Regions from separate parts of the Homo sapiens genome. Here all the other regions are linked to region 1. The links are chromatin contacts, found by Hi-C or POLR2A ChIA-PET in ENCODE. All regions are on one chromosome and are shown on one strand. Each heading gives the region's core, a stretch centred on a gene start or an enhancer-like site at or near the end of the contact. The rest is flanking DNA. Distances are from core to core; before and after follow the strand shown. Region 1 holds the start of RABAC1 (Rab acceptor 1). Region 2 has its middle 32 kb from the start of POU2F2-AS2. Region 3 holds the start of LNROP (long non-coding regulator of POU2F2).

Evidence for each region. A loop is a pair of places that touch in the nucleus more often than their neighbours do. ChIA-PET counts read pairs that join two places held with the same protein, here RNA polymerase II (POLR2A). Pooled maps may share reads with other maps.
Region 2: a pooled map shows a loop between it and region 1 (4-fold over the local background). The contact joins the enhancer-like site here to the promoter of RABAC1 in region 1. A Hi-C loop is called at or near these places in 1 of 37 single-sample maps with no recorded cell type and 6 of 50 pooled maps. POLR2A ChIA-PET finds 5 or more read pairs at or near these places in 1 of 52 experiments (activated T-cell).
Region 3: a loop to region 1 is called in a pooled map, with 4 times the contacts of the local background. The contact joins the promoter of LNROP here to the promoter of RABAC1 in region 1. A Hi-C loop is called at or near these places in 5 of 37 single-sample maps with no recorded cell type and 8 of 50 pooled maps. POLR2A ChIA-PET finds 5 or more read pairs at or near these places in 4 of 52 experiments (AG04450, B cell, Panc1 and 1 more).

The regions. Positions count from the first base shown.
Region 1 is chr19:41,957,696-41,961,281 of GRCh38, reverse strand. It overlaps RABAC1 (Rab acceptor 1), which reads left to right and starts at 1,961. Exons shown (of 5, transcript NM_006423.3): 1 at 1,961-2,045; 2 at 2,334-2,546; 3 at 2,899-2,996. The coding sequence starts at 1,990. RefSeq lists an enhancer at 1,584-1,873 and silencers at 1,984-2,233, 2,684-2,753.
Region 2 is chr19:42,182,836-42,186,421 of GRCh38, reverse strand. It overlaps a transcript of POU2F2 not described here. Among named protein-coding and RNA genes, the nearest start is that of POU2F2-AS2, 32 kb to the right of the region's middle. Within about 2 kb of position 1,926, at least 7 of the 41 ENCODE cell types and tissues checked have a DNase peak (open chromatin) inside an H3K27ac peak, as active enhancers do.
Region 3 is chr19:42,130,843-42,134,428 of GRCh38, reverse strand. LNROP (long non-coding regulator of POU2F2) reads right to left here and starts at 1,800. Exons shown (of 3, transcript NR_038332.1): 1 at 1,668-1,800; 2 at 1,401-1,524. It overlaps POU2F2 (POU class 2 homeobox 2), which reads left to right and starts at 1,983. Exons shown (of 15, transcript NM_001394376.1): 1 at 1,983-2,045. The coding sequence starts at 2,018. It overlaps MIR4323 (microRNA 4323), which reads left to right and starts at 916; the gene lies at 916-984. RefSeq lists an enhancer at 712-761 and a silencer at 1,042-1,301.

The DNA.
Region 1 (3,586 bases), core at 712-3,211:
TCAAAAAAAAAAAAAAAAAAAAAGGAAACCTGATTCCACTAAAAGCCTGGGGGTGACAAAGAGGAAATAAACAGTAACTAGCCAATCTGATCTTCAAAGTGTAACTCTTCCATCTTCAGTGTGGGGCCCTTGCAAAGGGCTTCCCTGCCTATTGCGCCACCAGCCCCTCAGACAGGGCCATCTTCCTCCCACCTCCTGGGAACACCTTCCAGCAGGCCTCAAAGCACAAACCCTAAACTGCTGTAGATCTTGGAAGACAAGAGCTGGGCCTAAAAGAGTCACTTGGGGCCAGGCGCAGTGGCTCACACCTGTAATCCCAGCACTTTGGGAGGCCGAGGCGGGCAAATCACAAAGTCAGGAGTTCGAGACCAGCCTGGCCAACATGGTGAAACCCCATCTTTACTAAAAATACAAAAAATTAGCTGGGCATAGTGGCGGGCGCCTGTAATCCCAGCTACTCGGGAGGCTGAGGCAGGAGAATCGCTTGAACCCAGGAGGAGGTGGAGGTTGCAGTGAGCCAAGATTGTGCCACTGCACTCCAGCCCTGGCGACAGAGTGAGACTCCGTCTCAAAAAAAAAAAAAAGTCACTTGAACCTGGGCATGGTGGCTCACACCTGTAATCCCAATACTTGGGAAGGCCAGGCAGAAGGATCGCTTGAGTCCAGGAGTTTGAGACCTACTGGGCCAACACAGCAAAATCCCTTATCTACTTAAAAAAATTTTCAAAAAAAAAAAGGTCACCTGGTTATCCCATATAGATATTTTCCTTCCAGCCCCACCCAGCTGCTTTGGAAAATTAGGATCCCAGTCTGCTTAAGGGAGCCCAGGCTTCCCTATACTTCCACACACATTTCTTGAGGCCCTGTTCTGGTTCACCCCATTAGAATTCAATTAGAATTCCAGCCCTGTGGGCCAGGCACAATGGCTCACGCCTGTAATCCCAGCACTTTGAGAGGCTGAGACAGGAAGATCACGAGGTCAGGAGTACGAGACCAGCCTGGCCAACATGGTGAAACCCCGTCTCTACTAAAAAAATACAAAAATTAGCTGGGCGTGGTGGCGGGCGCCTGTAATCCCAGCTACTCTGGAGGCTGAGGCAGGAGAATCGCTTGAACCCAGGAGGCAGAGGTTGCAGTGAGCCGAGATTGCGCCATTGCACTCCAGCCTGGGCAACAAGAGCGAGACTCCATTTCAAAAAAGCCCACAAAACTTCTCAACCTTTTGTCTTTCCCAACTTCACTCCCTTCTCTCCAAAGGTGTGTGTGGCGGGGTCGGAGGTGTCCCTAGCCCCAACTCATTCATCTTTGGGACTCCACAAGGTGGGGCAGGGGGCAACCTCAGATACCCCTCCAGCAACCATGGCCCCCTCACTAGCCTCAATCTCTTGAGGAAGGAATCAATTCCCACAAATTATCTAAATCTTTCTACTCAAAATGTAGTCCATGGACCAGGGGCATCAGCATCACCTGGGAACTCAGAAATGGAAATTATGGGCTCCACCCCAGACTTGCTGAATGAAAACATCTGGGCTAGGGCCCAGGAATCTGTTTTAGCAAGCCCTCCAGGTGTTTTTTTATGCCCTCTAGAGTCAGAAGGACAGCTCTGCACGGTCCCCATTGTGCCTTCCCTGGGAGAGTACACAACGCCCGCTTCTGCCGTTAGAGTTCCCATAACGCCCTCGCTCCTGACAGCCCACATGCACCCTCCTGAAACTACAACTCCTATAATACCCAGAGGCGCGCGCCGTCACTTTCTGGGATTATATCTCCCAAGGTGTTTTGCGAGTCAGACCGCCATCATAGCGCCCATCCTCTTAGTCACCGTCAGGACTACAACTCCCACAATACTCGGCGGCAGAACTACAGTCCCCAGCTGCTCCGGGGCTGCGCCACGTCGACTCCGCTGGGTGGGGCCGGCGTCGGGCGGGGCCGGCGGGGTCTTCAGGGTACCGGGCTGGTTACAGCAGCTCTACCCCTCACGACGCAGACATGGCAGCGCAGAAGGACCAGCAGAAAGATGCCGAGGCGGAAGGGCTGAGCGGCACGTGAGCGAGCTGGCTCTAGGCCCTCGGACCAGAGACCCGGGAGTCCGGGCCCCCGGCCCCCTCCTCCCTCCTCCCTCGAGAGCCTGGAGTCCCAGCCCCGAGCCGCAGAAGTGTTGGCCCCGGTCTCCTCTAATGGGACCCTGGAGTCTGGGCCCCTAGTCCCCTCCCTGCCTGCTGTACAGGAATCTGGGGTCCCGGGAGGGAGTCCAGGCACCCTTAGTCCCCTTCTTTTGCGGGGGTCTGGGGCTCCATCCCGGTCCACCACTGACCCGGCCCCACCCCCCGCAGGACCCTGCTGCCGAAGCTGATTCCCTCCGGTGCAGGCCGGGAGTGGCTGGAGCGGCGCCGCGCGACCATCCGGCCCTGGAGCACCTTCGTGGACCAGCAGCGCTTCTCACGGCCCCGCAACCTGGGAGAGCTGTGCCAGCGCCTCGTACGCAACGTGGAGTACTACCAGAGCAACTATGTGTTCGTGTTCCTGGGCCTCATCCTGTACTGTGTGTGAGTGCCTCCCGGGCCCCGCACCCGCACTAGCCCCGACCGGCTGGACCCCTCCTCTCGCCGCTCAGGCCCCGCCCTTCACCGCCCGGTCCCTCCTCTCACCGCCCAGGGCCCTCTTCTCACCGCCCAGGCCCCGCCCCCAAGGATTGGCTCTGCTAGACTACCTTGTCACCAAAGGGCCAGGTCCCCTACCCCACCATCACCCTGGCCAGGATGCAGTGTGACTAAATGTCACCTGGCCCTCCCTGGTCTCCAGGATGTAGCTTGCCGCCCGCCGGTGGAGAAGGCCAGGGCCGTCGGGCTGGCCCAGCCCCAGCTGTCTAACCGCTGCCTCCCTGCACTCCTCCTCCAGGGTGACGTCCCCTATGTTGCTGGTGGCTCTGGCTGTCTTTTTCGGCGCCTGTTACATTCTCTATCTGCGCACCTTGGAGTCCAAGCTTGTGCTCTTTGGTGAGAAACCCCCTGCCCAGATGAATCCTTGGTCCCTCAAATCTTGGTCTTTTGGAATGCAGACAGACCTCAGACCCCAAATCCAAGTCCTTCAAAACCCAAGTCCGCCCAAGCCTAGATGTACACTAGATCCCCCAAACCTGATCCCTTAAAATCTCAGACACAACCGATCCTTCCATCGAGTCTCAGCCCCCTCAAATTGCTATTCCTCAAACCCAGGATCCACCTGGCTGCTGTGCCTTAAACCTACTCCTTTTCAAACCACATGACTCCTCCCCTCTCTCTCCTCCCCTTGCCGCTCTCTGCGGCCAACATCAGCTGCAGGTGCCCACACTGGACACCAGGTGGCCACCTTACACTGGCCTAGATCTGTTCCCGTTTCTTTTCCTGCTTTCTGGGGTGTGACCAGAAAGAACTTGGAACTTAGAGAGGGAAGCCGAGGAGTATGTTTCATGTGGTTCCCAGACTAGTAGTACCAAGGACCACTGGGAAAACAAAATGCCAGGGGAAATTCCCCCCAGGGGAAAATCAAGGTTTGGAGTGGGGTCAGGGAGTTGGGATTGGACAGTTAGGTAGACCTGAAGGCCAGG
Region 2 (3,586 bases), core at 677-3,176, 230 kb before region 1:
CTTGTTCATGCTTCCCTCCAATTTTAATGACTCCTTCAGAAGGACTATTTCCCCTTTAAAATTCTTTTTTTGTTTTTGTTTTTGTTTGAGATGGAGTCTCGCTCTGTCCAGCCAGGGTAGCCTGGCTGGAGTGCCGTGGCGCAATCTCGGCTCACTGCAAGCTCTGCCTCCCGGGTTCACACCATTCTCCTGCTTCAGCCTCCCAAGTAGCTGGGACTACAGACGCCCGCCACCACACCCGGCTAATTTTTTTTTTTGTATTTTCAGTAGAGATGGGGTTTCACTGTGTTAGCCAGGATGGTCTCAATCTCCTGACCTCATGATCCACCCGCCTCGGCGTCCCAGTCCCCTTTAAAATTCAAGAAAATGCCGGGTGTAGTTGTGCGCACCTATAGTCCCAGCTACTGGGGCGGCCGAGGCAGGAGGATAACATGAGCCCAGGAGTTCGAGTGTGCAGTGAGCCATAATAGTGCCACTGCACTCCAACCTGGGCAACAGAGTGAAACGGCATCTCAAAAATAAGTAAAATTCAATTTTCCCAGTCTAGTTTTGTGTCCTAGCACACTATAGTGTTGTGATTTATATATGCATTTGTGTCTCTTACTGGACCGTGAGCTTTCTTGATGGCAGGAATTGTGTCCTATTCCCCTTTGTGTCCCCGGTACCTTCTATGGAGGTCATACAAGTATAGATACTCAAGCTGTGTGTATTGGATGGATGAATGGATGAACTGGAGGTTTACATTAACATATGATTTTAAGTTGGTTCTTGGAGTCAAATAGAAGTTAGCCAGGGGGACAAGAGTGAGAAGGGCATTCCAGTTATAGGGAACTGCAAGTACAAAGGCCAAGAGGTTAAGGGCAGATTCAAGGAAGTGGTGGTGGTTTGGTGTGGTTGCAGTACAGGATGCATAGTGGTGCTCCCTGTAGAGGGAGGGGAGCCAGTTACTGTGAAGGGTCTGAAAAGCTGACTAAGGAGTTTGGCTTTTGTCCTGTGTGCAACAGGAAGTAAGAGTTTGAAGCAGGGGAGTGATTTGATCAGAGCCATATTGTAGAAACATTACCCCAGTAGCCAGTGTGGAGGATAGACTAGAAAGGGGGCAAGAGGGGAGACTGGGAGGCCAGGTAGTAAGGAGATTCATGGGCCAAGCAGGAGATGTGGAGGCCTGAACTAGGACACTGGGAGCAGGGAAGAGAGGAGGAGATGGATTTGAGAAATACTCGGTTGAACTCTATGAAATTCCCATTTTGTAAGAAAAAGCTGGGTGATATTGTCAATTTCATATGGTTTAAAATTTTAATATTAATGAAGTAAATGAACTGGATGGGATTTCAATCCTGATTGGATGTGAATATGAGGAAGAGGAAGGTGTCAAGGACAGGGACAATTTTTCTGACTTGAATGCTAGATTGGATGGAGTATCACCATGGGGAGTGGGAACCAAGGTCTAGGGGCATGGTAGAGAAGATGACATGATTAGATTAGACATGTTGATTTTGAGGTATTTTTGGAACCTCTAGGAGGTGGCTGGGTATCCTGATGTGAAGCTTAGGAGAGAGGGCTAAACTGGAGACAAATTTAGGGATTACCAGCATAGAGAAAGCAGTTGTGGGAGGGGATGATTCACCCTGGGAGAGCAGCCCAGACAGAGCTGGAGAACCAAGAGAGTGAGGTTTCTTAGATGCCAAGAGGATTTTGAAAAGATATTTGTGGCTGCATGCTGCAGAGGAGAGTCAGATAGGACTGAAAAGTGCTTGTAGGATTTAGCAAGGAGGAGACTGTCAGGGACAAGGGTGTGTCTTGGGGGGCAGTAGTGGGAGTGCCTTGGACTGGCCTCTGGAAGGGCATGCTGGGCCTGGACTTGGAGGTGTCCCTTCGTCCTTAGTCATGCATCACTTCAGCCACCAGGGGGCAGTGGCCACATGGAATCCAGGTTGGAGGGATTCACTGGGGCCCACAAACTCTTGGAGATGTGGGCAGGGTTGGGGGATAGGTCCAGAGCAGAGGCTGCTTCCTAATGGAGAGAGACATCCCCATGTGAAAAGAGCAGGGAGGAAGTTCTGGGAAGGGCGGCAGGAAGGAGACCTTTCTGTGGGGCAGACAGGAGGCCAATTAGAAATCCCCAGTCTTGGCCCAGAGCGGTGGCTCATGCCTGTAATCTTGGCACTTTGGGAGATCAAGGCCAGTAGATCGCTTAAGCCGAGGAGTTCAAGACCAGGCTGTGCAACATGGCAAAAACCTGTCTCTACCACAAAATACAAAAATTAGCAGGTTGTGGTGGTGCACGCCTGTCGTCCCAGCTACTCAGGAGGTTGAGGCAGGAGAAGGTCGAGGTGGCAGTGAGTTGTGATTGTGCCACTGCACTCCAGCCTGGATGACAGAGGGAGGAGAGAGACCCTGTCTCAAAAAAAAAAAAAAAAAAAAAATCCCCAGTCGTGTCTCATAGTTTCCTTCTCTCTGGGCCTTTTCAGGTGCAGGTGGGTTTTATTCAACATGGTACTTCGAATAGCAATGGATTTGTATTTTGAACCCTGATTTTCTTTGCACTCACTTCTTGATAGTCTTACTCTCCATTCTGTGTTCAAAACATAGTGAACTTTTTTCAGTTCTCACCTGCTTCCATGTGAAAGCTCTTCTTCCATGGGAACGCTTTCTCCATCCTGCCTCCTGTTTATCCTTCAGGTCTTATCTCAGGCATCACCTCTTCTCAGAAGCCTTCCGTCACTGCCCCATCCACCTCCTCTTGGCTCCCATAGAGCCCTATCTTGAGTCTTGAATATTCTGGCTGGTAATTATTTATTTATTTATTTGCAATCAGCTTTATTGTGATATAATTTGCATGCAATAAAATTCACCAGTTGTAAATGTACAGTTTAATGAGTTTACACACACACACAGTTGTGTAACCACCACCACAATCATGTTACAAAACATTTCCATTACCCTAAAAAGTTCCCTCCGGCGCCTTTGCTGTCAGTCCCCTCCTTCCACTGCAGCCCTTTTCAACCACTCATTTGCTTTTCCGTCACAGTAGTTTTGCTGTCTAGAATTTCATGTAAATGGAATCCTACAGTGTGTGGTCTTCTGCATCTCTCACTTTGGTTTTGAGGTACTTCTGTGTTGCTGTGTGTATCAGTAACTGTGTATTTATTGTTCATTCCCTCCCCCACCAACAACTTCAGATGAGGGTCTCTATGAGGGCAGAGTTGTGTCTCATTTGCATTTGTTTCTTCAGCTTACAGCATAGTGCTAATTCGTGATAGTATTCAGTATGCATGTCTTAAATGGAACCAAACTGAATGCTTGGGGAGAGTCAGCCTGGGAGAGCTTCTGAACCCGGGTGTGCATAAGGCAGGACCCATCTGCAAGATGCCTCATGGCCTTTTCATCCCACTCCAGCTGCTCCTCCATTTACTTTGGCTGGTTCTGCTCAGCAGGCCCTCACTTCTCTGCCCTTCTCTAACCTGCTTCCCTTTACCTGGTCTTCGATTCCCCGCTTGTGGTCTCAGGGCCCTGCTCCATTGCCTGCTCCAGCCTCCTCCTGGTCTTTGGAAGTCTCCACACCACTGAGCCCTGGCCTCCCTGA
Region 3 (3,586 bases), core at 551-3,050, 170 kb before region 1:
TGGGGTTGTTTCATCTCTCAGGGAGCGTATACAGCCTTCCCCGGCTCCAGGACTGAACTGCAGACCTGGCCGCACTGGAAGTGGGTGGTCCTTCTCTGCTGGCTCTAGGGGGCTGGAATGGGGTCACATCCAAAAGCGTGTTCCTGACGTGGATGATGTTGAGTCTGTCCAGGGTGGAGCATAAGGGTGGCTGGTGAGGTTTTGCCCCCCCCCATAATGTCCTATAGCCCCATTTCCAAGCCCCCCAAAACAAATCCTAACTGAAAACAAAGCTTACTGCGTAAATGTCGCTTTGAGACAAGGCTCCAGTGTCCACTGCTACCAGGCTGCTGTCGGGAAGACCCTCATGTATAGAAATCCTGTGGCCAGTTGCTGTGTGGTCTGTGGATCTCCTCTGTGAAATGGCCTTTACGATACGGGATGTTGTGGAGTGTAGATGCCGGGAAACGGTCACCTCTCGTGTGCATATATGAGAACTGCCAGTCCTTCCTGTTGTGCCCACCTGCTTGCCTGGGTGTGTCTGGGTGCACAGGGCACGTGTGCAGTCAGGGGAGGGCACTCCTGTAGTTGTGCCTGTAGTATACCCTTTCTGAGTGTGCCTGTGTGTGAGTGGGTGCGAGTGGCCAGGAAGTATGCTTGGGCACATATGTGTAGAAGTGCCCTTGTGCCCATGGGTCCATGTGAGGGAGTAGAGGAGGTATCAGTATATGGGAGTGACCATCGTCAGCAGGGAGGGCTGGTGTTGGGGCCTGTGCACATAGATGTGTTCATGCACGTGTGTGTGCACACGTGTGTGTGTGTGAAGTGCTGGGGTTCATCTGTAGAAATACTTGTGTGTGTGAGGGTGAGTCCAGGCGTCTGTGCATGCACCTGTGGTTTAGGGGGCCCCCCAGCCACGGGGCGCAGGATGTCCTGCGGGGCCCAGGCGGGCATGTGGGGTGTCTGGAGACGCCAGGCAGCCCCACAGCCTCAGACCTCGGGCACCAAGAGGAAGAGGGCAGCGGACTCGGGCGCGCCTTTGTCTGAGCTGCGGTGCGCCGGGAGTCCTGCGCCTTTGTGTGACCCTCGCAGGTGTGCGAGCGGAGGTGTTGGGAGGGTGTTGGGGAGGGGAGCGGAGGGAGGGGCTCCCTTCTCCGCAGCCGGCCCCGCCCTCCGGCCCATTGGCTGGGCGCTGCCGCCCTCTGGCGGGCACGGAGGGAAGCGCTGAAATGGGAGCGCCGCAGCGCGAAGAGCCAGCCGGCAGCCCGGGGACCTGGTGCTCCCCTCCACTGGAGCCGCCTCGGGCGCCCGCATTTGGCCGGCGACTTATTGTAGCCCCAGGCCAAGTCCCCGACCCACCGTCCCCACTACCACTGCCCACGGGCACCACTTCCTCCCAATGGTGGCACCCAACAGCTCACCTGCAGATAGGCGCAGGGCTTGCTTGATCTTCCCTGCCGCGGCGTGCTTTTAAGCTTCAACGCTTCTTGGCTCTGGGCCTTTGGGAAAGCTACTGCTCACCTCTCTGATCCTCAGTCTTTTCATCTGTAAAATGGGGCAAATAAGAGTGACCACCACATTGGAGATGGCACCTGTCAAGAGTGAGGCACAGGGTCAGGCATCGGCAAAGCCCTCTCTCCAATAAGCTGCTGGCTAGTGTTTTATTGTTGTTACTGCTGTGGACCCACCTTCTCTCCCAGACCCCCATTCCCTGTTCCAGACTTGTTTGCCTCCATGGGGGCGACAGAAGTCGGGGGGCAACTGTTGCAGGCACCTCTTGGATCGCAGCCGTAGGAGTCGGCTCTTCCAGCCTGCTTATCCTCTGCCCCACTAGCCCCCACCCCCCAGCACACACACATGATTTGGGGTGGGCCGGGCTGCCGGGGCGGGTCTGTGGGCCAGGGTATTTTCCCTTCTGAAGGGGGCGGACCGGCCCTGTGGTTTCCTCCCTGAGTGACTTCCGGCAGGGAGGGCTCGGCCCCCAGAGAGGGTGGGGAGATGACACAGTTGTTCCCCCAGCCCTGGCGGGGCGGGCAGCATGGTTCACTCCAGCATGGGGGCTCCAGGTAAGGGGGCTGGTGCCTGTGCCACTGCTCAGAGGACAGGCAGCACATTTAGGTTTGCTCTGCGGGCCCTGCCTGCCCCTCCTCCTCAGCTGTCTCCATTGTCCTTCTCCTCTGTACTCTAGCAACTCCCTCTCTCCCATGCCGGGTCCCCGCTAACCCCCACAGCTCCTCTTTGCCCTCTCTTTCCACATCAGGCACCGGAACTTCCAACATCTTCTCTTCTCTGTTGCCCTGTTCCGAAGGGTCTGGGGACGGGAGGGAGGGAGCTGGGTGTTGGTAGCGGGCCCTCATGTGGAGAACCAGTGGGGTGGGTGACATGGGCAATCCTTGGATAAGGGCTGCAAAGGGATTGGAATGCCAAGTTGCTGGACTTGGGGGATGTCATTCCCTTTTGAGTGTGTGTGTGCACATCTGGTACAGGTGTGCGTGTGCATGTGTGTGTGCAGTAGTTCTGAGTGCTCTGAGTGGGACTGCTGTGTGCTTGTGAGTGTAGGGGGCTGTTGTGTGTGGCATTGTGGGGTGATGATTGCCTGGCTCCCTTCTTCACTTCATTCACCTCAGATGTCACCTCCTCAGGGCAGCCTTCCCTGACCTCCCCATCTAAACTGGCACTGATCCTGTCACTCTCAGTCCCCTCACCCTGCTTTATCTTTTCTTCACGGCACGTATCACTGCTGGGAATTTCATTATGTGTTTGTTTGTGTGCTTATTAAATGCCTTCTCCACCAAATGTCAGTTGGCTGAGTGAACATTGTGCACCAGGCACTGTACAAGGTGATTTATAGCTGTTGGCTCATTTAGTAGAATGTGTATATGTCTGTATGGTGATGGCTATCACTCAGCAGTGTTGATGGGAGTCTTAAATGAGGTAATACATGTAGCATGCTTAGCACAGTGCCTGGAACATGGCAAGCACTCAGCCCTTCATGCCTGTTTCATTTGTGGCTGTGTAGGCATGACCATGGGCATGAGTCTTGGTTTGGTGGTGTGTGCTGTCCTATATGCGCCATTGTGTGCGGGCACCCGTGTGTCCTCCACCAACATGTATCTATTGAGTAGTTCTGTGTTGGGTGTTGGAAGTACAGTGGAAAGGGTAGCTCAGGTCTGTCCTCCTGGAGCTCCCAGTTTATTGGAGAAGACAGACCTGTCACCAATGACAGTACAGACAGGTCAGGGCTGGGATGGGGGAGGTCCAGGCAGAGGGATCAGGGCTGGGATGGGGGAGGCCCAGGCAGAGGGGTCAGGGCTGGGATGGGGGAGGCCCAGGCAGAAGGGTCAGGGCTGGGGTGGTGGGCACAGGCAGAGGTGTCGGGGTGGGATGGGGGGACAAAGGTAGAGGGGTTGGGGCTGGGATGAGGGAGGCCCCAAGCAGAGGGGTCAGGGCTGGGGTTGGGGAGGCTCAGGCAGAGGGGTCAGGGCTGGGATGGGGGGACATAGGTAGAGGGGTTGGGGCTGGGATGGGGGAGGCCCAGGCAGAGGGGTCAGGGCTGGGATAGGGGGACATAGGTAGAGGGGTTGGGCCAGGACGGGGAGGTATTAGG